Linked DNA regions of Mus musculus: all the other regions are linked to region 3. Evidence: chromatin loops called from intact Hi-C (ENCODE). Cell type or tissue: gastrocnemius. All regions are shown on one strand.

The links. Peaks named below come from ENCODE experiments on the same cell type or tissue, not always from the same donor. Only the 100,000 strongest peaks of a DNase experiment are listed, where the experiment ranks them.
Region 1: it touches region 3 in a loop (2.1-fold over the local background); 6 of 42 quality-filtered maps call a loop at or near these places.
Region 2: a loop joins it to region 3, with 4 times the contacts of the local background. A loop is called at or near these places in 19 of 42 quality-filtered maps.

The regions. Positions count from the first base shown.
Region 1 is chr4:137,373,475-137,381,474 of GRCm38, reverse strand. No RefSeq gene overlaps it. Among named protein-coding and RNA genes, the nearest start is that of Gm52681, 9.7 kb to the left of the region's middle. In gastrocnemius, a CTCF peak has its summit at 4,656 (motif pointing left); no DNase peak of the experiment used is centred here; H3K4me3 peaks cover 1,398 bases; H3K27ac peaks cover 5,165 bases.
Region 2 is chr4:137,384,449-137,392,448 of GRCm38, reverse strand. It overlaps Gm52681 (a long non-coding RNA gene), which reads right to left and starts at 5,304. Exons shown (of 3, transcript XR_003955130.1): 1 at 3,546-5,304; 2 at 2,665-2,969; 3 at 1,393-1,650. In gastrocnemius, a CTCF peak has its summit at 927 (motif pointing right); DNase peaks (open chromatin) are centred at 2,038, 3,796, 3,951 and 4,230; H3K4me3 peaks cover 2,611 bases; H3K27ac peaks cover 3,228 bases.
Region 3 is chr4:137,309,599-137,317,598 of GRCm38, reverse strand. No RefSeq gene overlaps it. Among named protein-coding and RNA genes, the nearest start is that of Wnt4, 36 kb to the right of the region's middle. In gastrocnemius, CTCF peaks have their summits at 1,357 (motif pointing right) and 3,908 (motif pointing left); no DNase peak of the experiment used is centred here; H3K4me3 peaks cover 802 bases; H3K27ac peaks cover 5,007 bases.

The DNA of each region.
Region 1 (8,000 bases), 64 kb before region 3:
ATGGTTAAGGGGAAGGTTTTTATTATAGATAATAGAGAGAGAACAGCCAGAGGCCTGTGGAAGAGTCCAGAGCAGAGAGAAAGAAGTAGACTGAGCACAGCCTATAAACTGTGGCTAGGGCAGGGCGTAGAGGAAAGAGAGAGAGACACAGACACAGAACATGAGCATATCAAGAATAGCAGGGTTCTAAGGATAATGAGTAGCTGCGGGAAGGGAACTGGAGGGAAGGTAGGATACTAGTGTGGCCTTTGAAACGTGTAACAGGTACTTGAGATACTGAGGGGCCTGGAGGCCAGCACACACTCTGCTGATAGGCACCACAGGTAGTCATACAAACCTACTGCCGGTTCCAAGGGAGCCAGGGATCCCATCCCCCGGGCATCCCTTTGGTAGATGGGAACCAGATCCGGGAGCTCCTGGGGAACGCTGGCTTTTACTACCCACCAGAAATCTTCCTAGAGTCCAGACTGAGCTCACTCCTGGATATGGACGCCTTTGGGGTTTGGGGAATTGGAATGTCCTTTGGTTCCTAGGGGCAGGTTGTAGAGATGGCTGGTTGCTAACACCTGACAGTTTCATCGAGCTCTTGGTCTGTATGTTTATGTCCTGATATGCTGTGGGTGGTGTAGCCTTGTGGGCTTTCCTTCATTTGTTGCAGGGCTGCATGGAATTCCTCTGAATAGCTAATAGCACTTTAATGATTTACCAGTTGATGGACACTTAGGTTGTACCCGAGAATCTTATTTTCCTACCGATTTCATTCACCCTTTCGGTGACTAAATAATTTTTTTTTAATCTAAAATCCCCATGGTGCTGTTTTGTTTTATCTTCTGACTATAAAAATATCAGACCCAAAACACCTTATTAAAAAAGAGGTTCATGCCGGGCATGGTGGCGCATACCTTTGATCCCAGCACTCGAGAGGTAGAGGCAGGTGGATTTCTGAGTTTGAGGCCAGACTGGTCACAACCATCTGTAATGGGATCTGATGCCCTCTTCTGGTGTGTGTGAAGACAGCTATACTGTACTCATATACATAAAACAAATAAATCTTTTTTTTTTTTTTTTTTTTTTTGGTTTTTTTGAGACAGGGTTTCTCTGTGTAGCCTTGGCTGTCCTGGCACTCACTTTGTAGACCAGGCTGGCCTCGAACTCAGAAATCCGCCTGCCTCTGCCTCCCGAGTGCTGGGATTAAAGGCGTGCGCCACCACGCCCGGCTAAATCTTTTTAAAAAAGGAAACAATAAACAAATAGATAATAAAGAACAAGCTGTAGCAGGAACGTGGCTCAATTATGGTAGAGTGATTAACCAGTATCCAGGAGAGGTTTTGATCCCAGAACTGCATAAAGTGGGCGTGCTAGCCGAAGGTTGCAGTGGGCGTGCTAGCCGAAGTGGGCGTGCTAGCCGAAGGCTGCAGTCTTAGCACTTGGGGAAGGGCAGAGGATCAGAAGTTCTAGGTCATCTCTGCTACAAAGTCAGTCTGAGACCCGCTTGCACTACAGACACAGTCTCAAAACAGTTAAGACAACCATTTCCAGGAAAGTAGCATTAATCCTACCTAAGGGTAGTGCCATACGCAGTGACCTAATTGTCTGCCAGGCCTTATTATCTTTATGCAATTTTTTAAGCTCAGGCTGTCCTCAACTTGGTATGAAGTGGAGACTGACCTGGAACTTTTAATCCTCCTGCTTCTACCTCCTGGGCGCTGGGGTTACAGGATGTACCATTACATTTGGCCAGGCCCTACCTCTTAAAGGTCTCTCCTAGCATTGTTGGGAACCAAGTTTCCAACCCATGACTCCCTCAGCAATACAAGCCATTCTTTGAGTTTACATTTAAAAAATTTTTGTTTTAGATTTTTACTTAATTCACTTCACCTTTTAAAACGATTTGTGTGGGTTTAATTTTATTTTATTTATGTGTGTATGTACATAGTTGTGCAGATGCCCTCGGAGGCCAGAGGCATCAGATACCCCCTGAAGCTGGAGGAGCATCTCTTTAGCCACACAGACCACTTTTAAACTAGCAGTACCCACAGGCTGGTGAGCCAGCTCAGTGGGTGAGGGCGCCTGCTGCCAGGCCTGACGAGGGGAGTTCAGCCCCTGGAACTTGCATGCTAGACAGAGAGAACAAGCTCCCCAAAACTGTCCCCTGGCCTCCACAGATACCCTCACATAACAAATGAGAGATGTAATCTAAGAAGGAGCCCTCTGCCCTGCCTCTGCCTCTCATTCCAGATTACTCACAACTTTAGGAGGAACGAGCCCACTCTGCTCAGTGGGCTAAGGCCAGATAATGAGAACTGTCTGTCCTGTGTTCCAGGAATATCCAAGAATGGGGACTAGAATCAATTCAAACTTCAGAAAGTGGGTCAGGGAAACTCAAGAGCAGCTTAGTAACACCAGGGGCTAAGAAGTGGTCCGCTGGGACTGGCGAACCGTTAAGAGCCTGTACTGACTGCTCTTGCAGATCTGGGTTCAGTTCCCAGTGTTCACTCTGGGCAACCATGTGTATATCGTAACTTCAGCTCTGGGGCAATCTGATGCCTCTAGTCTCTGAGGGCCAATGTGTGCTCATGTAGGTATGGACTCACACACATACAAATTTTTAAAAAGTACTTAATGGGCTGGAGAGATGGCTCAGTGGGTGAGAGCACTGACTGCTCTTCTGAAGGTCCTGAGTTCAAGTCCCAGCAACCACATGGTGGCTCACAACCATCCACAGTGAGACCTGACACCCTCTTCTGGTGTGTCTAAAGACAGCTACAGTGTACTTACATATAATAAATAAGTAAATCTTTTTTTAAAAAAGTACTTAATGCAGGACAGGTAGTGAGTATTAGTAACTATGATGGTTAATGTTAAGTGTCAGCTTGACAGAATCTAGGGTCACCTGGGAGGTGAGTCTCTGAGCATGTCAGTGGGGATTATTTTCATTGCCTTAATAGAGGTAGGAAGATGGACACAATGGACAGCACTGTCCTCTGTCTGGAATTCTGGACAGCCTGCATTCACTGCTCTTTTTCTGATTGTGACTAAGATGTCACCATCTGCTTCATGCTCCTGCAGCCTCCACTTACACACAGTGATGGATGGACCCTTGAACCACAAGCCAGAACATGGTTCTCCTTAAGTTGCTTTCATCAGAATATTTTTTAAGGCTTACTTTTTTAAAAAAGAATTATTTCATGTATAGGAGTACACTGGAGCTGCCTTCAGAGGAGGGCATCTGATCTCATTACAGATGGTTGTGAGCTACCATGTGGATGCTGGGATTTGAACTCAGGACCTCTGGAGGAGCAGTCAGTGCTCTTAACCGATGAGCCATCTCTCCAGCTCCTATCAGATTATTTCATCATATGGAGTTGGAGAGATGACTCAGTGTTTAAGAGCATTGACTGCCTATCTTAGGGTTGTATTGCTATGAAGAGACACCAGGACCCTGACAACCCTTGACCATGAAACAGCCCGTCTATTCTGAGCTTTGTAGTCCAGGCTGGCCTTGAACTAATAGAGATCTATCTTCTGCCTCTATCCTGAGTGTTGAGATTTAAGGTGTACCCCACCATGCCCAGCCTTAAAAATTGAATCTTTCGTCACAGCACCAAATGAGAAACTATGACAGTGAGACAGAGTCTCACTGTGTAGTCCTACCTGACTTGGAATTCATGTGCAGGCCAGACTGGCTTTAAACTCACAGAGATCCACTAGGGATTACCATGGCTGGCCAGTTTGTTTTGGACACAGGGTCCCTTGTAGCAAAGGCTGGCCTGTGTAGCAGAGGATGGCCTTGATCTCCTCCCTCTGTCCTCCAAAGGCCAGGGCCATCAGCGTGGGCCACCAGGCCTAGCCACTGTTAATGATTTTTGACTGTGTCAATTGTTGCCTAGGAAACAAACCTGAGCAACTGTCTGAGGGAGAAGGAATTTTAAATGCCAGCATTCCTGCTATGAAGATTAGGGAGTGGGTAGTTCATTGGGGCCATGTGAATGAAAGACATGATTTGAAAAACAGCATCACTATAGAAGCTATGCTTTTTAAAACCGTATTTATGTATGTGTGTGTGGTGTGTGTGTGTGTGTGTGTGTGTGTATGTATGTGTTGTTGTGTGTGTGTGCATGCTCACACACATGGGGGTGTCACAGTTTGTGTGTGGAAATCAGAGGACCACTTAATGGGAGTTAGTTCTCTTCTTCCACCATGTGGGTCCAATTGTCAGGCTTGGTGGCGAGCACCTGTACCTCTGAAACATCCGGATGGTCTCAATGGCAGGGGTTTGTTGATTGACTGACTGATTGATTTGTTTATTATAAGCTCTTGCCGTTCTTCCAGCACAAAACAGCTGGAGAACAGTTAAAACAAGAACAAAGAACAGCCAAGTAGATGTAAGTGGATGTAAGTGAATAGAACATTTCCTCCTTTCATCACGTTATCTCAGACCTGGCCAACAATGTTCCCTTACAAGGGCTTGGGGAAGGAGATGGGAGGGAGGCTAAGGGAGTGAGTGCTGGCCTAGTACAGGAAGCTCTGAGCTCCACAGGAGCTTGGGGCAGGATCAGAGAAGTTCAAGATCAGGATGGAGAGTTGGCTCAGAGTTAAGAGAATGCCTAGTACCCTTGCCTACAACTATCTGAGACAGGAGATATGATGCCCTCTTCTGGCCTTTTTGGGTTTGCACACAAATTTGCAGTGTCTCACGTGCATGTGTATACACACACACACACACACACACACACACACATCTTTTTGTTTTGTTTTTTGAGACACTTTCTGTATGTAGATATGACTGTTCTGGAACTTCCTCTGTAGCTCAAGCTGGCCTCGAACTCAGAGATCCACCACTTGCCTCTACCTCTGCCTCTGAGTACTGGGATCAAAAGTGTGTGCCACAATTTCTGGCTTTGATTTTCATACTTCTATCCATGTGGGGTGGTTTTTTGTTTTGTTAGGTTTTTTTTTTTTCCCTTAACCTAGTGTTAAACTTAGCATAGTAGGAGGGAGAAATGGGTACAAGTTGCTAGCAAGGCCAGGATTCTTAAGGGAGGCACAGTGGCAAATGTGCCTCTCTTTAATGAGACCCTGGCTACAAACAAACTAACAAAAAGGTCATCGTTCGTCTTCCTTTGCACTTTAAAAACCTCCAGCTCTCAGCCAGGATTAACACATTTTCTCAACTGCCTCTAATGATTCAGCAAGCAGCGAAATAAAAATAGACTTTGTGGTGGCTTTATGAATAAACCCCATCAGGCCGGGGTACAGATCCAAGAGAGGAGGGTGGCTCAGCAGCCCTTCTGGTCTGCTCTTGTTGACCTCCACTTTGCTCTGCTCTGTGCTCTGTGCTTTGGAATCTGAAATGCATCCCCCACCCCCCGCCCTACCCCTACCCCTGCCCCAGTTCTAGGATGGAGACTCAAGAAATAAGAGCAGTCCAGATGGTCAAATGAGGTCATGGCCAAATGACAAGGTGGCTGAAGAGTCAGAAGTCGTCCTGATGCTGGCTTCCCAGGTCCAGGTTCTACCCGAGAGCCTTGACGAAGACTGTTGAGGATTTTGAGACCATGACAAGGAAGTCATACCCGCACCCCCCACCCCCCCCCACCCCCCCGGTCCCAAAATCCACATCTCCCATCCTCAGGATGGTCTACTGTGGTTCTGCAGCCGGGCCTGGGACTGTCCTTAGTGATCTCCTGTAATCTGCTGAACAGTGGCTGAGACCCGACAGCAAGGGAAGAGATGGTGGAAATGCTGGCACAGAGGCGTCTCTAAGCTGCTGCCTCAGTGCTCAGAGCTCAGGTGTCCAAGATGTTGCCCTGGAGTCAGAATCTCTGACAAACGCTTGTTTCAGCTTGCCGTGCCTCTGCTCCAGAGAGGTACACCAAAGGCTCCCTTTGACGCAAGATCCTACCGTGGCTATGAGAAATCTGAGCCGCTGTCTTCTTGGAGCTTGGCTTTGAAGGTTGCGATAAACATTCCCCAGGCTGTGACTGTGTGGCTGGGCTGCTTTCTTAGCTAAGGAAACTTGGGACTGAATGCTGAGAGTCCCTTTGTCCTCTTGTTGGGACAGTGAGCCCGCTGCTTGTCCTGGGTGTTTGCTGCTTGTTTCTCCAGCTGACTCCTGTTAACTTGGAGCTCATGATTTTCTGTTTTTGGTATGAACGGAACCTTCTGTAACCATTAGTAGCTCATTTCCAGTGCCCTGGAAATATTAAGACCTTACTCCCACCTCACCCTGGAAATATTAAGACCTTACTCCCACCTCACCCTGTGTGTGTGTGTGTGTCTGTGTGTCTGTGTGTCTGTGTGTGTGTGTGTGTGTCTGTGTGTGTGTGTGTGTCTGTGTGTGTGTCTGTGTGTGTGTGTGTCTGTGTGTGTGTGTCTGTGTGTGTGTGTGTCTGTGTGTGTGTCTGTGTGTGTATGTGTGTGTCTGTGTGTGTGTGTGTCTGTGTGTGTCTGTGTGTGTGTGTCTGTGTGTGTGTGTGTCTGTGTGTGTCTGTGTGTGTGTGTGTGTCTGTGTGTGTGTATGTGTCTGTGTGTGTGTGTGTCTGTGTGTGTGTATGTGTCTGTGTGTGTGTGTCTGTGTGTGTGTATGTGTGTGTGTGTGTCTGTGTCTGTGTGTGTCTGTGTGTGTCTGTGTGTCTGTGTGTGTGCGTCTGTGTGTGTGTGTGTCTGTGTGTGTGTGTGTCTGTGTGTGTGTGTCTGTGTGTGTGTGTCTGTGTGTCTATGTGTGTGTCTGTGTCTGTGTGTGTGTGTCTGTGTGTGTGTGTGTGTCTGTGTGTGTGTGTGTCTGTGTGTGTGTGTGTGTGTGTGTGTGTCTGTGTGTGTGTGTCTGTGTGTGTGTCTGTGTGTGTGTGTGTCTGTGTGTGTGTGTCTGTGTGTCTGTGTGTGTGTGTGTGTCTGTGTGTGTGTGTGTATGTGTGTGTCTGTGTGTGTGTGTGTGTGTGTGTTTGAAAAGGTCTCATTATGCAACCCTACCTGTTCTAGAATACCTAATGTAAAGTAGGCTAACCTCAAACTTGCAGGAATCCTCCTGCCTCGGCCTCCCAAGTAAAGTTTGGCCCTTTACAAACAGTATCATAATGGATACTGGTGGCTCATACACAGGAAATCCCAATTCTATAGAGGCAGAGACAGGCAACTTCAAGGTCAAGTAGGGCTAACTGAAAACCCCTGACTCAAGCAAAACAAAACAGAAACTGTCCCGTGGCAACAGATCAGTTTAGTTCTTAGGAATCTTGCCTTTGAGGAAAGAGGGTGAACACTCAGGAAACAGGAGCCCTGGCTTCCCTGGTGGCTGAGCTCTAACTGCCCAACAGGATCAGTCCCGGCCTTAGATTTTAAAACTAGGAGCAGTTAAGTTTCTCTGAGTGAGAAGGGCAGAAAGCAGGGTCACCAGAGGTGAGCCAGCCTAGGTAGCGCCATGTCACATTTGCTCTTGTTACATTTCCAATCCCTTTGTTCTGCTTGTCTTCCTGTGCGGGACTTGCTCTGAAGCCTGCTTGCCTGTCCTGCCCTGCCCTGCCCTGCCCTGCCCACAATGCAGATCAGCCTTGTCTTCCTGTCTTCTGTCTGGTCAGCAGCCGACACAGCCGTGGCTGTGGCCGGCAGAGTGGACAGTAGCTACTTCCTCACTCTAGAGAAACCTTTCTGCCCTGGTGGCCACCATGACTTTTGGGCCTGAAGATCTGCTGCAAGCCTGGCTTCACTTGAGGCTGGCTTTCTGCTTGGGCGTGGAGTAGCACTCATCTTGCTGATGTCTGTGCAAGACTCCTGTGTTTCTGGGACTTGTCTAGGCGCTAGAATATAGACACATGGTGACTTGGTTTCTGTTCCTGTGGCTACAATCAAAGTCTCTGATGTAAGCAACTTAGGAGGGCCTGCGAGATAGCTCATCGGTACCAAGCCCGATGGCCTGGACTCTCGGGATGGAAAGAGAGAGGTGAGCAACATGGTACAAATGCACACTCATATGAATAAGTTAATAAATGTAATAAAAACCTTAA
Region 2 (8,000 bases), 75 kb before region 3:
CTTCAAAAAGAAAAGAAGGTGGGGCTGGAGAGATGGCTCAGCAGTGAAGAGCACTGACTGCTCTTCCAAAGGTCATGAGTTCAATTCCGAGCACTCACGTGGTGGCTCACAACCATCTGTAAAGGGATCTGATGCCCTCTTCTGGTGTGTCTTCTGAAGACAGCTACATTGTACCCATATACATTAAAATAAAATAAATCTTTTTTAAAAAGTAAAGAAGGAAAGGAAAGAGAATGAGAGAGCAAGAGCGAGCAAGAGAGAGCAGGGACCAGCATACCAGTACAGCACTTGCATGCACAAAGCTAGCAGCTCTAAATTCAATCCTAATAACAGCAGTTAACAGTAGTAACACACATGCCTGATAAATAAATGCATAACTCTTTTTTTTTGTTTGTTTGTTTGTTTTTTGAGACAGAGTTTCTCTGTGTAGTCCTGGCTGTCCTGGAACTCACTCTGTAGACCAGGCTGCCCTCAAATTCAGAAATTCACCTGCTTCTGCCTCCCAAGTGCTGGGGTTAAAGGTGTGTGCCACCACTGCCCAGCGCATAACTCTTTTTTAAAAGACTTATTTAATTATTTAATGTATATGAGTACACTGTAACTATACAGATGGTTGTGAGCCATCATGTGGCTGCTAGGAGTTGAACTCAGGACCTCTGCTCCAGATTCGCTCACTCCGGGCCTAAGATTTATTTATTATTACATGTAAGTACACTGTAGCTGTCTTCAGACACACCAGAAGAGAGTATCAGATCTCATTACATATGGTTGTGTGCTACCATGTGGTTGCTGGGATTTGAACTCAGGACCTTTGGAAGAGCAGTCAGTAACTGCTGAGCCATCTCTCCAGCCCATAACTCTTCTTTTTAAAATAATTTTTTAAAAGATTTATTTATTTTATGTTTGAGTGCTCTATATGCATGTACACCTGCATGCCAGAAGAGGGCACCAGAACCCAGTATAGACGGTTGTGAGCCACCAGATGGTTGCTGGGAATTGAACTCAGGATCTCTGGAAGAGCAGCCAGTGCTCTTAATCTCCGAACCATCTCTTCAGCCTTGCATAACTCTTAAAAGAAAAAAAAAAAGACATGAGTGCCTTTAAAAAGGTGTGTGTAGGTGTGTATGTGTGTGTATTCAGGGCTGGAGAAATGGCTCAGCCGTTCTTCCAGAGCATCCTGATTCAATTTCCAGTATCCACATGGCAGTACACAACTGTAACTCCAGTTCCAGGGGGTCCATGGCACCAGACATGGCATGGGTGCGCATATATACATATACATATACATATACATGCATATATATATATACATATATGCATGGAAGCAAGATACCCATACAAATAAAATAAATGAATCTTTTAAAAACATATTTTTAAATTAAAAACATTTACTTTTTTTTTAAAGATTTATTTATTGATTATATGTAAGTACACTGTAGCTGTCTTCAGACACTCCAGAAGAGGGAGTCAGATCTTGTTACGGATGGTTGTGAGCCACCATGTGGTTGCTGGGATTTGAACTCCTGACCTTCGGAAGAGCAGTCAGGTGCTCTTACCCACTGAGCCATCTCACCAGAACATTTACTTTTTTATCCTAGGTGTACGTTCTATCTTCAGTATATATGAATGTGTGCCACATGCACATAGTACCTGAGGGGTGCAGAAGAAGGTATTAGATTCCTTGGAATTAGAACTATAGATGAGTGTGAGCCACCTTATGAGTGCTGAGAACCAAACCCATGTCCTCTGCAAGAGCAGCAAGTGCTTTTTGCCCCTGAGTCATCTCTCTAGATCTTCCTTCTTCTCTTAATTACAAGGATATGGGTCCTTAGCTGATTCTGTCTCTGCTCCCACATCCTAGAATATACTCCTATGGGCTTCCTGTACCTAGTACCCTGCCAAGTCCTAATCACCATGTTACCTCCTCCTACCTCCATCATCATTTCAGCCATCTATGCAGATGGCCTACGTGGCATTATCTCACAGACCCACTGTGGCAGAGGTGGTCCATCATGAGCCAAAACCTCCCCAGGTGGCTGGTGTCGGTCATGAGGATGAAAAGGGACAGATGGCACACTCCTGAGCAGATGGGAATGGTAAGGGCTGCATGGAAGATGCTACATTTGAGCTGGAACCTGGGTGAACAGGACTCAGGAAAGAGAACCACACTTGGGGACCAGCTGTCGATCCCTTCAGGTTTACAAAAATCACAAGAAGAAAGGAGTCCCCGGAGAGGATGGGGAGGCAAGACTGTGGGGTTCTGCATGCAGTGCAAATCTTACCGTGAGGGGCAGGCATTCTGCACGGAGCCACAGCATTTGTACTTTCATACAAATGTCTAAACCTCCAAAATCAGGCCCACTCTTTAGTGCAAAGTGTGTCCCTCCTGGGTAACCCCTACCGTCTGCTGGAGCAGTGCACAGAGAATGCTGGAAGCCTAGGGTGGAGTCTACCCTCCCAATCTGCAGGCAGGGAAACCAGATTGAGTGTGGCGGGAGGTGGAAACATGATTGTAGAGGTGAGGAGGGGGGGGCTCTCCGTTGTTCCCATAGGTAGAACAGGGCCAGAGGGAAGAGTCTTAGTCCCTTTTCCCATTCATACCCCTACCCCTGTTTCTCTGTGTAGCCCTGGATGTCCTGAAACTCAGTCTGTACATCAGCCTACCTCTGCCTCCCTAGTGCTGGGCCAACACCTCCCAGCCGAGGTGTTTTCTTCGTTGCTAACTGATATAGTAGGTCCAGGCCCACTGTAGTAGTGCTGTCACCAGGAAGGTGGTCCTGGGCTGTATAAGAAAGTTGGCTGGGGAAATGGTTCAGAGGTTAAGAGCTGGCCTTCCAGATGGTCTGGCTTAGATTCTCAGTACCCACATGGTGTCTCACAATGTCTTTAAGTCCACTTCCATGGGATCCACTGCTTGTTTTCTGGCCTCCGTGGGTATCAGGCATGCCTGTGGTGCACAGACATACACGCTGGGAAACAATCATACACATGGCATTTTAGAAAAACAAACAAACAAACAAAAACCCGAACAAGCAAGAGAGCAAACTAGTGTTGGAAAAGAATATTTGTGGAGCTGCACAAAAAAACACTTAAATAACAAGGAAGTAACTCTGCAAAACAGTTTCTCTTTGTAAGGTGTCTATGCCAGGATCTAAACCAGGCTAGGAAACACACCGGGGCACGAAGTTCATGGGCACGAAGTTCATTTAGCTTTTATTCTAAGGCAAGTGGTGACTTAATCTCACCCCATTGGTGGCAGAGATTACCTCATCTGATTGGCTAATGCATAATCAACGTGAAGGAAAGGGCAGAGTGGTCAACTGGGCTGCTCTGGGTCAAGGGCATTCTGGGAATGCAGCAGAGCTTTCCCAAAAAAAAGTTTTACTAGTTGAGGTGGAAGGGGGGGTGAAAATATTTGAATTCCTTTACATGAAGGTTTTACAAGGTGTTAGAGATTCGCGGAGTATTGTAGGCTAGCCATATCTTTGACTTAAAAAAGAAAAAAACAAACAAAAAACCAAAAGAAAAGCAAAACAAAAACCCACCCTCACACCAGTAAGCAACGTTCCTCCTTGGCTTCGGCTCCGAGCTCCTGCCCTGGTTTCCTCGGGTGGTGTGACTGTAACGTGTCAACTGTAACAAACTCTTTTCTTTCCGGGTTGCTTCAAATCACAGTGTTTATCACAGCAACAGAAAGCAAAGTAGGACACTGGGCTTGTCCAGTAGACCGCGCCAAGCCTCAGCGGGAGTGACCCCACCCAAGGTGGAACAAGCCACTACCCCTTTCGTCTTTCTGGAGTGGCATCAGAGGTTCCAGGGTGTGGCCTCGGAGACTAGAGGAATCCCTGCTCATCTCTTCTCTTTTTACCACTGGGTCAGCGGGCGGAGGAAGGCGAAGCCCAAACAGCGCTTGGCCCCGAAGCATGGAGAAGAGGCGAGTTAAAACCATAGACTAGCGTGACACGGTTGAGGTCTAGAGCGACGCTGCCGCTACGCTAGTCCCTCAATCAACTTCCGCTTCCGGCAACAACCCGGAAGTCCCGCGATAAAGAGCTGGCGTCCCTTTTCCGGACTCGGTAGCGGACTGTGGTCTTGGGCTCCTGGTTCGTATTAACTCGGACGACGACGTGGGCCCTGCGGAGGTAGATGCTCCGCTCCTTCCTTCCGTCTGCTTCCTCCGTGTCCTGGCCTGGGCGAGGACCATGTGTTATATTTGCTCCGTGCCCCGCCCCGCCTTGACCTCCACTGGCGGGAAGTCCACTTCCGCTGCTCCTGGGCGGCTCCCGGCCTCACTCCGGGCGTCTTTTGCTGAGTTGGAGCCTAGCTGCACCTCCTATCTTTGAACCCTTGAGCAGGTCTCCTCCAGCTTATTGCAGGTCCATGAGGGTGGATGACCGGGTCTGAGGGCAGCCAGAGTACAGCGGATAACAGGGCGTGGTGGCGCACCTCGGTCATCGCACCCCTCGAAGGGCAGAGGCAGAACAATTGCTCCAAGTTAGAGGCCGGTTTGAGTTACCTGGCGAGTCCCACGCCAGCCAAGGCTATTTTGAAGGAACCTGTCTCCAAAACAAAACAACAGCAAAACAAAATAAGTAAATTATAACTTGGAGCTAGCGAGAGAATTGGGAGAGGGAACGCTGGTTGACTTCTAACATTCAACAACTGCTGGTGTGGGTAACGGGGCTTGCCGTTGCATTAAGGGCTGAGGTTGAGGATAGTAACGGGGAGGGTGGATGTAACGTGCTCGGGACAATGGAAAAGGAAAAACTAACTTGAGTGTTTACTTGAGGAGAAGAGCTTTGTGCTGAGCAAGTGGTTTCCAGAAACTGATAGCGTTTATAAGGCAGGTCGGTTGTGGAACTGGGCTGTCGCTCAGAAGTAACCTTGGAAATTAACCCCCTAATAACTTAAAGTTTATTTCTAGATGCCAGTCATGTGAAGATCCTGGGTACTGTGAGAAGGTGCTTTCCTAAGTGGGTTTGGGATCTTCTCTCAGAAAGGTTTTGGCCAGAGGGGAAAACCTGAAAAGTATCTATCTTCCTCTTGGCTTCTTGTGAAAATAACAAATTTTTAAAAATAACAAACCAGAAAGATACACAGTGAAAATTATTTCCTTCCTCGGTCGTGTGTTCAGAAGCACAGTTAATTTAATAAACTTCCAGGTATGGTTTGTGGATGTGTTATACTTGTGCTAGTGTGTATTTTTCTTCAGTGTGTGTATAATTTCTTCTATAGTGTGCATAATTTCTTTTTTGTTGTTGTTGTTGGTTTTTTGTTTTTTTTTTTTCAAGTCAGGGTTTCTCTGTGTAGCCCTGGCTGTCCTGGAACTCACTCTGTAGACCAGGCTGGCCTCGAACTCAGAAATCCACCTGCCTCTGCCTCCCAAGTGCTGGGATTAAAGGTGTGCGCCACCACTGCCCAGCTGTGTACATAATTTACTGACAACATGATCCATCCATTGTTGTGTCCGGCCAGCAGACCACAACCTGGGTTCTAGCCTGGAAAGGCATTTTGGAAACCTGGAAGAGAAGAGGGGCTAGGTGGCGAGAGAAAAGAATGTAGCCAAGACAGTTACTCTGATCAAGGCTCAAATTTTATTGTTGCGACACTAGTTATGAAGGAAGGGGGAGGGGACCCGATTCCCGCCGAATAATCTCGGGTCCAGTAGAAAGGTGCACGTGTGTGGCTCCTCAGGTTCCAGCAGTGGGCGTGGCAGAACGAATGAGCAGGAAGCTCCACCCCGAGCAAGCAGGTTTCAGGCTGGGGGAGGGGAGACTACATCTCCTCCCTTTTATTAACAAAATTTAAAAAAAGAAAAAGCTGGCCTGAGGGGGGAAAAATTTTCTATGCTCAATAGTTCTGCCTGGAATCTAGGGCTAAAGAAAAAACTTGCTTCACTGGGATTCTTTAACTTTTCTTATGGTAAACTGTATCTGGCTTAAGACTGTCCTTTCTTATCTTAGTGAACAACTAACTGAAAAGCCTGGAGCTGTAGGCTCTGACTTTATAATGCTAATTAGTACTTGGTAGGTAACTTTCTAGTTGAATTTTAAGTAGGGCGTTGGAACTTTGGCTAAGTTTGACTGAACAAATGTGAAATACACTATAATAACACTAAGTTGATATTTCTCCGCTTTTTTGGATGATAGGTGGGAAACAGGGAGAAGGAGTTCGACCGGCTCTTGTAGTACAAGGCCAATTGGCTTTTTTATTTGGGTGGGAGGCAGTGAAGGGCTTGCCCTTTCAATAGTATGTCTCCAATCTCTCTCCCCCCTATTGATTAAGTTAAATAAGGCAACGCTTAACTGAGGTGATCAAATGATTTTCTCATCCGTAGATGAGTGGGCTTTTAACCTTGGCTTGGGTGGACATGGACCCGATTCCTCCCGTGGGTACTGGTAAAACCCACACATGTGGCTCTCGGTATCTTTTGGGGAGGCGAGGTAGAGCCGGAAAATATTTTTTATTTTTAACCAAAATATGATACCAACCTCTTTTAAACCGGGTTTATCTCACAGGAAACTCAGAAATGGTCAAGCTGGACCTTCCCTTGCAGTAGTTCTGCACCAAGCGGTGCCCATACTGAATTTGTACAATCACAAACCAGTATGCACAGTTCTGAGTGCTGTGCAGCTCCTAAAGGAGAATTATCAACCTCAGGATTAGCAAAGCCTAAGCAAGAATTATGTCGTTAGTAACACCACGATTTGTGGCTAAAATAGGAGCTGGAAGTCGTTCCTCCTCATCCCTGTTTTTTCCACAGCCTATTGAGCTAAGGACACCTTGCAGTAACAGCAAGGGTGAAAAGCCAGAGGTCAGCTAAGGGGCTAAGCCTGTCTATCAAAATAAAAACCAATCTTTATTAATATAGAAATATCTACTCTTCTAGCCCTCTAGGTAAACCTAAATTTTTAACTCAGACTGAAAACCACGTGCTGGAAATGTCCTGAGACTGGGGGTAACAGCTGCCACCTGTGTGCTCTAGGGGGGCGGGGATGTACATCCACTGCTCCGCCTCGAGAATGTTGATTTACCTGCTTGAAAGACAAAATCTTGAAAGACAGTGAGAAAGTAGGAAAGCAGAACTTCTTTTGGGGAACTCTAGGTACTTTATTTAAATGCAAACTGTAAAGCTGAGGCTAGTCTCCGGCCTCCTGTTGGGGAGCTGGCTCAGAGAGTAGCTTTTTCGGAGCCTGAGTCCTCAAGCCGACTTTTAAGCAAAAGAGTAATTTTAGTCCTCAAGGTGATACTTTAGAAGATTTAGAATCTGTGTTCATCTAACAAATTAATTTATCTGGCAGCCACTGCGCTCTATCTTCATCTCGTGAAAAAACACAAACTGAGTCCCTACCCCAAATTAGAACTGGATCTGGACCCTTCTATTCATTAGTCAGGGGGTCCTTCCATTTTACTAATGTATTAAGTGAACAATTGCTCTTTAATAGCTTTTTCTACTAGCTGTAAGGCCAGCAATCCTTCTGAGGTTATGGATCTAGGGGAAGTGGGGGATGTGCTCTGAATTAACTTTGCTAGGTAATTTAGAATATAGGAATCTCTAACATTGGACTGAATATTAGACCAGTCTGAGATTGAGTTAGAATGGCTGGTCACACTGAAGAAAGGAGAAAAATCATTATGACTCTATTAAATGACTAATTTTACTAAGTCTGAATATACAGTCTCTGATGTACTATTGCCATAAAGTTAAAAGGCTAGAAGCTAGTCTAAACTGGAAAAATGACAAGTAAGGATGGATCTAAAACATGAATTTAATTTAGTTTTTTAGTCAATACAATCAGGACATGAGTCAACTTACCTACCAGCTCGTCACACGAATTAATATGTTTTTGAAGCGTTTTGTGGAGAAAACCTGTTTTTCCCTTTTCTAATAAGGTAGCTGTTTTAGGATCAATCTATAAGCCAATAAGTAGATCCCTTTAAGATACTATAAAGCATTTATTAAACTCTTTGACATTAAAATATTAGATTTTGAAAATAAA
Region 3 (8,000 bases):
CGATTCATCAGGCTCTGATATGAGGAAAGGGGCTTCCAGTCCCACTCCTGGTTTAGGTTTCCTTGTTCTCTGTCAACCATTCCCGGTGCTCACCCAGCTTCAGAGCATAGGACGACGTAATTACACAGAAAAACTGGATATCTCCACGAGAGTGTGTGTGTGTTTCCACTGCTGCTTAAGGCATTTCTGTGAGTCTTTGCAAAGTGCCCCCACCTCTTAAAAGCTTCGTTTCATGTGTAAACTGCAAGGACAGTCGTTTACTATAGTGTTTATCCTCTTGCTGTTGGAGTGTTTGCACACACCTCCAGGTTCAGGTTGGGCTCTGTATTTATCCCAGACCTAGCTCTAGAGAGCAATGACTACCCATGAGTGGACTTCTCAAGGGCTGCAGCATGTTGTGGGTGGGAGGGGGGGCCACACTCAACATACATTTGAATTTTCTCATTCTGTTGCTTGGAGGATGCAAAAAAGATGCTAATAAGATAACTCAAAATGCTGTTCATTATTTCTCAATTATTTGGTAATTTAATAGTGTATTCAAAAGTACTTTATGCAAGCTGTGCATGGTGTACACCTTTAATCCCAGGAAGCAGATTTGTGTATGAGGCCAGCCTGGTTACACAGTATCAGCACAGCCAGGGCTACATAGATTCTCCCTATAAAAAAAAACAAAACAAAACAATAAAACAAAATGCTTACTTCACTGTAGAATATAGCAGAGAATCAAGTAGCTAACGCCTGCTAGTTGGAAGTTTCTTTCCCTTACAGTTTTAACAGCTACCTCTTCTTGAATGACCATGTGGTCTCATCCTACTTTGAACTGCTCTCAGTCCAGCCAAAGGCTTGCTTGTGTGCATACCATGACACATTTATTTCCCATGTTTAGTGAGGCCATGTCTCACATTGGAGAAACTGGAGAATGAGTGTCAAGCAGTGTCTGTGTAAGCAGGCAGGTTAAAGGGTTTCATCTGGATACCGCATAGGTTGCTTTGTTCACTCTGTTTGCTGTGTGTGCTGTAGTACCCATAGTCATCTGGAAGGCATGATTGGTATGTAGGCCATTTTCAACCCCCATAGGACTTTGAAGGACAGTGTAACTGCACTAGTAATCTTGTCTCCCCCCACTCTCCCTTTCTTTCTCTTTCCTTTTTTTTGAAACAAGGTTTTCATTGTATAGCTCTGGCTGGCCTGGAACTTGCTTTGTAGACCAGGCTGACCTTAATACATAGAATTCCTCCTGCTTCTGCCTCCCAACTGTTGGGATTAAAGGCGTGCACTATCACATCCAGTTTCTCATATTTTTATGTTTGGGTGTTTTGCCTGCATATGTGTCTGTGCACTGCATGCGTGTAGTGTCTGGGGATGCCAGAAGAGGGCGTCAGATCACCCTGGGACTGGAGGAATGGGTAGTAGGAGTTGAACCTAGGTCCCTGAAGGTGTAGCTAGTGCTCTAAACTATGGAGCAAAGCTCCTCCTCTGCTGAGGTGGTTGTTACTTTAGGAAGGAGAGTTTAAAACAGGCTTAAGGACAGCTAGGTGGCCAAGCAGTTCTGTGGTCCTTCCACAGTCTTTATATTTTGTAGTTTATGTAATCTGCTAATTCTGTGTGTGGTGAAGAAAAAGAGGCAGTTTAGACACCTTACACAACTGTATTGCATCTGGGCCCACATCTCTGACCTTCCGTCATCAGTGTTTACCTTCAAGTTCTTGGCTCCAGGTTTGAGTAATAGGGCAACCCCAGACTCCTCAGTGCTGAGCACTGCTTTCCACATCCTTTTCCTGGACTCGCTTCATACTGTCTTGCTGCCTTTGGGTAGTGTGGACATTAGAGCCAGCTATTGACAGGATGGTCCCCGGCCACACTCTGCTCTCCATAGGAATCACTGACCCTCAGGCACACATAAGCCTTTCTTTCATGAGGTGGTGATCCTAATGAGCTGCTCTGGAGCGACTGTCTGTGGCCTGTAAAGTATGCTATTGTTAGAGACTACTTTCACTGGAGTGCACCATTGAGAACTCGAGAGACAGTAGATACTTGCCTATTAAAGATAATATACATTAGAGTCCTGTGTTGGAGGAAGACTGAAATATATGTTTAATAGGGGAGGTTTAAAATAATTGTGCAGACTAATGTGGCCAGGATGTAAAGAAAACCCTGCAGTAAGTGTGTCATGGGTCTGCATTGCGTTCTTCTTCTGAAATAGAAAGGACAGGTTTTGAAGGTAAAGGTGAATACTCCATTACCTATTAGAGTATGAATCAAAGGCATCCTATTCAGCAGCATTTCCTGTGAGCTCTAGCCCCTGGCCACTGTCTGTAGGCAGATAAGCTGAAGTGCTCATCCTAAGGAGCTGCCCTCTGGCCTGTAAAGTAGCTCTATGTATGCTTATTGTTAGACTACTTTCCCTGGAGTATTCAATCTGATACCGGGAGGCCCAATATGTTAATCTCAGCCATTCAACACCCCCACCCCCATATACCAACCAAAGGTATGAATAGTGAAAAAAGAAAGTTAGCAAGGCCATGTTGGTAAATACTGAAAAGGGGTATGTTGACTCCAAGTCCATCCTGGGGGCTTGGCGGGGCAGGGAGGTGGTAAGGGGGACGGGGGAGGCGGGGCGTGTAATGACTGAAGCTTTAAAGAAATAGGAAGAGTTGGGAGGTAGGGAGGGATGCATAATTAAGCTTTTGGTCAAGGTGTGGTCTGATTGGTCAGTGAGTCAGGTTCTGCTGGGTGATTTGGTGAAGTTAATACCTGAGGCCCTGTTCTGGTTCCCAGAGTTGATGGCCCCTGCTAGGGATGATCTCATCCTGGTGTGATCTGTTTGGCAGGCGCTGATGGTCTGCAGTCCAAAGTAACTGCTGGTTTATGACAGTGACTGAAGACTTCCAGGTGCCTTTATGGGGGTCTGGAACAGGACGCTGTAAAAGCTGACAGCGAGGCGTCTCAGTTACTCTTTGTGTCTTAAGCCTCCAAGGAGAATGAGATCGTACCGCTGGTAGGCCAGACAGACAGAGACTAGGGTGCTTCTGAGTAGAGTTCGGCAGCGTTTTGACCTGGAAACTGGGTAGGGTGAAGGTCGGCCGACCTCTGCCCTGTTTGAGTTGGGAGCGAGTGTGAAGTGAGTGCTTTTAGCAAAAGCACTTTGTAGTACCTGATGGTGCGCTTGTCTAGACTTTTATTTGGGAAGTCGGTATTATTTTCTTCTCAGTAATATTTCAGTTCACCCTGCAGAGGGAACTCAGTAGCAGATTCCAGGTGATTAATGTTAGAGATGAATATGAGTGGAAACTGTCCTCATTAAGCCAAGGTGGGCTTCTGGGAAAAGTATTGAAACAACGGCTGCTTTGTCCTGTTGTTCATGGTCTCCCCATTGAATTTTATTATTATTTAGGGCTGAGTTTTTTGTTTGCTTGCTTGCTTGCTTTTTGAGAGAGGGTTTCTCTGTGTAGCCCTGGCTGTCCTGAGACTTGCTCTGTAGACCAGGCTGGCATTGAACTCAGCTCCTTGCCTCTGTCTCTTAAAAGTTGTACACCACCACTGCCTGGTGTAGGGTTGAGTTTTAGCTGTAAGGAATTTAACAGTAGTGCCCACTTTTGTGGGTTAGTTTGACAATCAATTAGTATTTGATTATGGTAGAGTCTGAGCTCCCGTGTCTTGACTGTGGTTAGCTAGCTATAAATGAGGTATTGGGCCAGTTCTAGAGGCAGAAAATAGAGGGTTGTTAGTGAGCTCTAAGCCTAAAACTGAAAAGCTTCATTTGTGCTTTGTGGTCATGAGTTCAGAGCTTCGGAAAGGCCTGTGCTAATACCACACTGTCTAGTGCTTCAAAACGATTATAGAGAGAGATTTTAAATTTTGGTGCCAGTTTTTGACAAGAGTTTCTTAGATGGTTGAGATTAGCTCCATCTAGTGGTAAATTTAGGTTAAAACTCTGACAATTCACTCCAGATTACACTCTAATTTGGATACCAGTTCCTTACTGGGATTTTTCTTTTTCTTTTTCTTTTTTTTTTTTTGAATCAATGACAGAAAGTCATGGAGCTGACTTTATAGTACCTTGCTGCACTGGGAAAACTAGTGAATTCTTCAAGAAGTTAAGACTTAGTCTAGAAATTCCACAGACTATCAAGTTATAAAATCTATGGAACTTCTAACTTAGGGAAATTGTGCAGAGCCTTGACTGCTATACAGTCTTGGGACAGTGTTATGAATACCTTTGATACTTCGGTAGTGAGACCATAGCCCCTGCTGTGCACTATAAGTAGTTTGTAGAGTTGCATTGCAGGGGACCACACATGGTACACACAGACTGGCACCACTGGTGTGTGTGTCAGATACTTCATATTTCCTCTGGCCAGCTATTGACTCGTTTGTTCTTTCTTGAGGCAGAGCTCATGAATTGCAGGCAAGGTCTCTTGGATCCTGTGCTGACCTTGAACTTTCTATATAGCTGAGAAAGATTTCTTTCTCCTGCACGCTGTGATTATAGGGTTGGACTGCCACACTTAACGCAGTGCCGAAGATCACACTTGGGGGCTTGTACATGGTAGATGAGGAGCGCTCTACCAATTGAGCAGGAACCCCAGCCCCAGATTCAGTGTGGTTTTTTTTGTTGTTTTTTGTTTTTCTTGAGAAGAATATTACCAGTTTCACTTTCTTAGGATGAGCCTGAGATGAGGGGTGGTTATTTCTCCCTAACGCATTTCATACAAGCACATCATGTGTGCAGTATGTAGTTCTTGATGAGTTCCAGAGATCTGGCTCTCTGAGATGGTTTCTGTCCTTTTTGATGTCCTTGGATAGTCAGTGTGTGAAGATCAGACAAGCTGTGTGGTTTTCTGTGTCTCAGAATGACAAGGACCATCTTTCTCAGGTTGGCTAGCAAAAGGATCCTCTGGAAGGAGTGAGTAAGAAGTTATACTAAATACCAGACAGCTCCCAAATGGCTTTTGTGTAGAAAGTTGCCGAGAGGCCTTTGAGATAGAAACTGGGATGAAAGCTGTCATAGAATGAAAGGAAGCAGGGGAGTACTGAATAAGTGCAGGAGAAATCAGGGTTAGCTGTGGATAAGCGGGGTGGAATAAAGCAGGAAAGCTTCTGCAGAAAATGATGCTTCAGGGCTGGGGCAAAGCTCAGTGGTAGTTGCTTGCCCAGCTGCTCCCCAACAGTGACATTTTGTTGTTTTTATAATTGGCATGCGGTAATAATGTGATATATGAGTGTATGTAGGTGCATGAGTTAGGTGCACGGCTAAGGATTTCTAAGGATGGGAGAGGCTGGGCGTGTTGAGAGGTAGCCAGCAGTCCTGCGCCAGCATATTATGGGAACAGGTGTGCACAGTGAAGCGCTGGCTCTCAGAGGGCCATAAAAGAACTGCCACGTGTTTGCTGGGTGGGATGATAGCTGTGCTGATTGAGTGCGGACCGTGCATCACACCGATGTCTGTAACAGCCTGTGAAGTGGATAATCCTCACTGACAGAGGGCCTCCTGCCCGCCGCCAGAGTCAGAGCATAGTAGGTCTGTCTGATTTGGAACCTGCGGGTTTGGCGAGTATTCTGTAGAAGTGAAATCTGTGTGACTAATCGTACGGCTGAAAACTGTATCCTTAGCATCTCAGCAGTGGCCAGGGCCAGCCAACAAAGCATTGGAACAGGGAAGGTATGGGAAAGGTGCTTTAGGGCTAGCACAAGAGTAAGGCCCCCTTTCTCTTCATGACTCAGAGCAGAGGTTCTCAACCTGTAGATCGCAAGCCCCTTGACAGACCTCTATATCCAAAAGTATGATTCATAACAGCACAATTATAGTTATGAAATCGCAACACATCGTTTTATGGGTGGGGCTCACCACAACATAAGGAATATAAAGTGTCAAAGCATTAGGAAGGTTGAGAGCCACTGGCTTAGCGTGTTGAGGGCTGAGGGTGTGGCTAAGTGGGAAGCAGTCACCTGGCTTTCCCAAGGCCCTGGGTTTGATTCTCAGCACTGGGGAAAAGGGGAAAGACGAGTTTCCAGTTTTTCAGTATCTTGAAGTGACTTTGTGTGTAGTGGTGTAGCCATGCAACTCTAGTTCTTGGGAGGCTGGGCCTCGGTGAGTACCCAAGGATGGAGATTTGGTTCTAAAAACCTGTCTCCATCCCTTTCTAAATTTGTTTGTTCTGAATTAAGATGACAGACAGGAGAATGGAGCTGCATCTTTCCTAACAGAGGAACTCAAACTTTGTTTGGGTTTGCGTGACCCTGTCTCATCCCTGAGGAGAAGGGCAGGGAGCTAGTGAGAGTAAAGTTAGACAATTTGACGTCGTGGTGCTGTGCAGATTGCATACCGAGGCTTAGGGCCTAAGTTTGGCTCTGCTGCTCCCTTGGTCTCTGACTCAAGGCAGATAAACATTTTCCTGTGTGAGATGGAAGTAGCTGTGCTTTGCTGAGAGTAGAGAATTGCTTTATGTCAGGACGTGAAGGGGGTGGGCACCACTGCCACGTAGGGTCAGAGGAGTCTGTCGGCTCCTGCCCTCGGGCTGCGCGGGAGGGAGCGTTCTCAGTTCCTGCCTCTTTCTGTCTCCACTTACTTCTGAAGGTGTGGGGAATATGCCTGAAGCTTTGGACTTACCCTGGAGCCCTGAGGTGGCCTTTGTGGAGCACTGAAGACTGTCCTGGTCTGGTGGAAGGGGATTTGGGGCTCGATTCTGAACGCTTCTGCAAGGATGCCCTCTCCTATTGACCGAGGGCATAGAGGTACTGGAGTTAGATCCAGCCTCCCACCTGCAGCAGAGTGGACAGTACCTGGTAATCCTTGCCCCCTACCTCACCCCGCCTGCCTTCCATGGGAACAGTGTAACTGGCAGCCGCCGAGTTTGCACTTAGTGCTTCTGCTGCTCAGGACTGTGCCTTGGCTGACAGCTTGAGCCCTGGTTGGGCTTTCTGCTACACAAGTTTTCTTTCTTTTTTCTTCTTTCTTTTTTTTCCCCCTGGTGTTCCCTTCCACTTCTCCCACTGCCCTGACAACACCACTGGAGGAAGCTCTGGGAGTTTAAGAGACCCAGGTTCTGTTTGGGGTATTTGCTTTGTGTGGTAGAACCCCATTACAGAAGCAAAAGCTAGCATGAAGTGACTCCTGTAGATCATGGTTCTTCAGTTTTGCTCTGCACTACTGCCTACTTACCCTGGGCAAATTGAGCAGTGTGCCCTGTGAGGCGCTGCCAGGAGATCTAAATACCATTGGTTCCGGTTGACACTACCTTCTTAATCCCTCCCGCCCCTCCCCCACACACATACCCAATTTTAATAGCTTGGGCTGTCCTGGAACTTACTATGTAGAGAAGGCTGGCCTTGAAATCACATAGATCCAGTTGTCTCTGTCTTCAGATCCTGGGATTACAGGTGAATATTACTCCCAACAACCTGAGCTGTCTCTGCTGGCTGTGGATAGATAACTTCAGAGGCTGCTACTTCCACTCCCAAGGAGTCATGTGCTGCCATGCTTGATTTATGCTGTGCTGGGAATCCAAGCCTGGTGCACACTAGGCAAGCAAATGCACTGTTAGCTAAGCTGTATCCCTAGTCCTTGCGTGCATGTGTTAGAGAAGGTTTTATATACAGGGTTCTCTTCAGTCCCTCAGTTTCTGAGAGGACAGCTTGAGTTTGACTAACGCTCACTGAGGGGCAGGACTAACCTGGGTCATACATCCTTGGATTTGGTTACAGCACAGCAGGCTCTCCCGAAGCAGGTTTTTGTTGAAGGTTCAGGCCTAAAGTCCTTGGAAGACTGAAGGTGAGGGGAGAGCTGTGCTCCCGATGTCTTGCTCTGGCCTGGCTTAAAGCCTTCTAGGATTGTCCCCACTGACACAGGGTGCTTCTGTCAGAGTGGGCAGAGCATATCTTCAGGAGAGGGAAAGATCAGGGGAGATGAACAGTAATCTGATCGTGTTTAGGTTTCACAGTAACTCTTAAGATCATGTAAAGCCAGGATCGCAAGATCATCCTCAGCCTGCCCCATTGGC